Regions from separate parts of the Mus musculus genome. Here region 2 is linked to region 1. Evidence: chromatin loops called from intact Hi-C (ENCODE). Cell type or tissue: heart. All regions are shown on one strand.

The links. Hi-C counts contacts between places; a loop is a spot of excess contacts. Peaks named below come from ENCODE experiments on the same cell type or tissue, not always from the same donor. Only the 100,000 strongest peaks of a DNase experiment are listed, where the experiment ranks them.
Region 2: it touches region 1 in a loop (2.2-fold over the local background); 3 of 42 quality-filtered maps call a loop at or near these places.

What each region holds. Positions count from the first base shown.
Region 1 is chr19:30,553,658-30,556,157 of GRCm38, forward strand. No RefSeq gene overlaps it. Among named protein-coding and RNA genes, the nearest start is that of Dkk1, 5.4 kb to the left of the region's middle. In heart, a CTCF peak has its summit at 1,166 (motif pointing left); no DNase peak of the experiment used is centred here; H3K4me3 peaks cover 573 bases; H3K27ac peaks cover 590 bases.
Region 2 is chr19:31,765,706-31,768,205 of GRCm38, forward strand. No RefSeq gene overlaps it. Among named protein-coding and RNA genes, the nearest start is that of A1cf, 100 kb to the right of the region's middle. In heart, a CTCF peak has its summit at 1,517 (motif pointing left); no DNase peak of the experiment used is centred here; H3K4me3 peaks cover 332 bases; H3K27ac peaks cover 113 bases.

The DNA of each region.
Region 1 (2,500 bases):
TATTTCCAATCCTAAAGATAGGGCGGTGCCAGCATAAGGCGGGGCCCGGACAGCAGATATATAGGAGATGGAATTTTCTTCTGTGCCACTGGGTTCTTGTCATACTCCCTGTATCATACTGGCATTCTCCAAGGGCTGTGACCAAAAGGGCCCCTTGCCACTGCCCTGGAAGCTAAGGGCTGGAGCTCAGCAATGGACTGCAAGGTGACAACTGTCCCTTTGTGATTGTGGAACTAGCTTTCTTTTCATTTGTAAATGTCATGCTGGGAAGTCAAGGGAGCCCCCTTCTGGATACAAAAGTAGTCTTTAAGCCGTCCTGGGCAAGGCCTTTTGTCTTCAGGTTAAATGTCTTTCAGACAGCGTTATTAAGCAATACTCACTATTGTGGACCCTGGGAACTTGCTGATTTTGGAGAATGTAAACTAAGTTTCTGGAAATATGGTGAATTACGTGACTCTTGATTTTCTAAAAGATGCCCGAGCAGAAGGGAGTGAGAGAACGAATGAACAAATTAATATGAATGAGAATGGATGAATGAATGATTTTGTTTCTTCATCCCCAAATTTCCAGCTAGAACATTGTATTAGAACCTTGGTGGAAACAAGATGTAGGCTAGAAACAGTACTAACTTCTGCTAAGGGGTTGGAGCAAGGATTCTTCCCCCTTGAGAGGATCTTGGAGCTCCAAGCTGCTGTTGCACTCTCTTCCTGCCAGGGTGAGCCGCGAACCTCCATTGCCTGAGCGCTGGCTCAGGCGGCTCACTGCAGTCACAAGCCATCGCCACCTTACAGTAGTGTAAAATGAAACTTGCTTAAAGACTCTTTGATGAGAGAAGATCAAACAGCTCAGGGTCCCTGTCTTAATCAACCGTGAGCCAGGTGGCCTCGCAGAGAGCTGGATTTGGGGCTTCTGTGGACTTTGTGTTTAGCAAATTCATCAGCGTAATCCCGTTGAAGCCCTGGCCTGGGCGCAAATCTCTTCGCACTACACTGCTGCTGTGGGTCCACGGTGTCAGTTCTCGGGGCAAATAAATCAGGGTTAATTAGAAGTGGGGAGGGTAGAGGGGGAAAGGAGAGGCACAGGAAGATTTCTGCTCTGAGAGACGGTAAGTCCTCACCACTGCTAGTTCGGGAAGGAGCAATCCCGTTCCTCTGCTTCCCCCTGGTGGATCCTATCGGAAGTGATCTGGACCTAAAGTGAATTAAAAAAATAATTCTTTGGAAGATTTGTTTCATTTTGTTTTTAGAGACAGGGTTTCTCTGTGTAGCAGCCCTGGCTTTCCTGGAACTCACTGTTTAGACCAGGCTGGCCTCGAACTCACAGAGGTCCACCAGCTTCTGCCTCCAGAGTGATGGGATTAAGAGGGTATGCCACCACACCCGGGATAACTTCTCCAGCTCTCACACTGAAAACGTTTCAAAGCTAAATAGTCTCCAACTTTTAATATTCCATATAATATATAGTAAATCTTCGCATAATAGAATAAGATAGGATAGCGTCTAACCGCTGTCTAAAGACTAAGGAGTTGGGGTCTGGCACAGAGGCTCTCAGTGAAATGTTTATTCAGTTAGGTTTAATTTGCACACCAGCATTCCTCATTCCTGGATGAAAACTTAGGCTCTTCAGATGATAAGTACCACACTTAAGGAGAATCCTATGCTGCATGTATTTCAGGAAAGTTCATTCATCTATAACCATTTTTTATAAAACTTTTTAGAAAATGAAAATATGTCATTTGTTTCAATGAGAAAATGTTAATTTCAAATTTTCCACTTTTTTTAAAAAAAGAATATTATCTAGGAAGCTTATGAAAAATACAAGCAGGTAATAATTTTGTGCCCACTCATGTTTTCCTTTTTTAAAAAAATAAAAGCTGTTGGAACTTGTGTGATAAATCTTTTAAGCATGCAACTCAATATTTATAATCTACTAAATTTTAGATATAACAAGTGCCAACTATAGAAATCACACAGCATTGTTTTCATATTGGGCTTTAGATTATGTTTTCTAAGAATGGTTTTAAAGAAGTAAATTGACCTTCAACAAAAGAACTCGAGAGGTTTTGTTTTTGTTTTTGTTTTTTCTTCCTGTTGTTGCTTGGGACAAGGTTTTGCCATGTAACCCAGGCTTGTCTTGACATGGCAATCGTCCTACCTCAGGGTCTAAATGCTGGGGTGACAAGCCCGTGCCACCTGAGCTGGCTTCTCACTGATAATTTCATTAATCCCTGCCCACCTTTTTGGCTTGAACTCTGTGTTCCATCAGTACCTCCACAGACTGCTGTATCAAATGGCTCTAGTTATAAGAAAAGCCACTTTCACGTAAGCTGCAAGCCGGAGAAAAGAGTGAAAAGCAGTTTGCAAGGTTCAGGAGCTTGGTGGGTTCAGCTTAGCTGCAGATGTCCTTAGAAGGTACAGGAGCGGTAAGGAAAGCTGACTAGCCTTCTGTGAGAACTGGCTTCCTTTCTTTCCTCCTAACGATGTGAGAGGAAGACTGAGGC
Region 2 (2,500 bases), 1.2 Mb after region 1:
TGGGGTGGAGGTTGGATCAGCATATCACAGTAAGGCAAGTGTTTATAGAAAATTGAAAAGCTGTGCGTTGATTGCGAACAGTTTAAAGTCTGGATTTTTATTTAATCTACTCCAGTTGAATAGTATATATTGAGCATCCAAATATCATAGTCCCTAAGTGGCTACTGTAGCTGCTAAACTGGGGGCTCACCCTCCCAGTTCAGTTTGGGAACTGCAACTGTATTCATCTTTGTTTCTCCCTTATTTGTGCATCTATCATCTAGCCAGTGCTAACGGAATTATCATAGCCCTTTGAACCTGAGTGTTTAGTAAATACTACACTTTAAAAATACTCATTGTACACCACAGAGAGCATGTTTTATAAAATAAATCATTGTTTTTCATTTATTTGGTGTATGGGGGGGGGGCTTTTTCCCCTAAGTAACTACAAACAAGTTAACATATTTTAGTAGCTACAACTAGAATACCGAGTTTCTCTTAAAGGGAAGTCACTTTCCTTTAAAAGAAAAAAAAATAGTGTCTAATTTTTCTTACAAAATTAATGAGTATACTACCTGCTCTGACATAATACAAAAAGGGAAACAATCATAGGTTTTGGTTTGCAAAAATACCTAAAATATGTTTTCTTTTAGAATCCCTGTATCACCCAGTGCTAGATCTATTTGTCTGATTATACTCCATTAGAATTATTAAGCACAAGATCTGGGTTTCTTGGGGAAGCAGATACCTCTATTCAGACTGAGTTTTCTGTGGTGATAATGGTCACTTTTCTGTCACTCCTATGTGCGAAAACTTAATCAGCTACAATACTTTTTTTTTTTAGAAATACTCAAAAAATAATGTGTATTTAAAAATAATACATGCAAAAACGTTTATCATGTTTAAAAGCCTAAAGCACAGTTTCAACATGACTGATGAAAAAATAAAAACAGTTTCATAAAGACGCTTGACAAGTCTCCCCAAGTCTTATCCTATTTGCAACAAAGACAGTATTTAAATGTTTCTTCTGCTTATTAAAGGGATCATTTTAGCCAGGATGCCATATGTATGTTGGAACTCTAAATTTTCTTCCTAGATTAAATTTATTTTTGTGAGTCGATATAAACTTAAATAATGTTGCTGTCTGGTGGAAAAAAAATCTTGTTCATTAGCTTAAAACATATTTAATTTAGATCACAAGGGAAGAGGAATTGAGCTGACCAAGTGACCCAATGACCCAATGACCCAATGACCCCATATCTTAAAGGAAGAAGATGAAAGGCAAAAGTCAGGGCAGTTTGAGCTCAAGGCTCCTGGTGCTATGATGCTGGTTTCTCCACCATTCTGGTTCCAGCTTCAAAGCTGAAAACCTAGACATGGTGGGATTCCAGGGGTCCAACTGAGATATGTAGCATTGCCCTCTTGTTTCTTCTAAATCTGGAGCAGTGCTTCTCTTGGAGCAAATGTAGTAACGAAGCCTTCTTTTTATTATTATCCCCCTTAAATTAAAGGTGAAGGTCGCCATCTAGTGCCCTTAGAAAATTTTGCTCAAAAGCAGTCTTAATCACAATGAAGCTGATGTTATTTCTTTTAAGTGCCTATAGCAATGTCTTCATTCTCCATCGTCAAGAGAAACAGAAAGTGTGAAGAGAACATCATGTTAAAGAAAAAAAAAACTAAGTTTTCCTCTTTTAAGCACTGGATAATGATAACAAGAATGCAGAATATTTTTTAAATCAATCTTATTTTTTAATTTATGTCTGTGTGTAGGTATATGTGCATGTGTGTGGGTACCTGAGGATCCAAAACACAGATCCCTGGAGCTGGAGTTTACAGGTGGTTGTGAGCCACCAGGTAGAGGTGCTGGTAGAGGTGCTCGGGTCCTCTGGAAGAGTAGTAGGCACTCCACCTCCTGAGAGATGAGGCATCTCTCGAGCCCTCGATGTTTTTGATACATCCCAGCACAGAGCTCAGTCCTTCTGTGCTACTAGCTTTAATCCCCGTGATGATTCTGAAAGTTCTTACCCCATTCCATGTTAAGGCTGGATTTGCTGGCATTTACCCCGATTAGGGGGTTTTCCTTGCAGGCATTGTCTAGATTTGCTGCAGACCGCATGAATCCCAGTACAGCAAGCTTCTGAGTGAAATACATAGCAAGGTAGATGTACGCATATCTATGAACACAGGGAGACGCAAAGCTAAAATGTCCTCCTTTATGGGAACACACTAAGCTTAAAAATCACATATAAACCCAGAGAAGCTCCTAGGAGCCACTATTCTGGCCATCCGTTGTCTTATCGAACTTGTTTTCCTTATGACACTTTTTCATGTTTCATATACAATTCCAAATGTTTTTTATCTAAAAAAAGAATATTCACTGTGACACGTGGCTGTGTCCCCACCACCACCACCCGCTACCCCCAATCTCATCACCACCATTTTCTCTTTTGTATAGAATACTTTCTAAAGAAACTAAAGTGTGACAGGCATCAGGGGTCCTAAAGGGGTTCCTCTTTTTTAA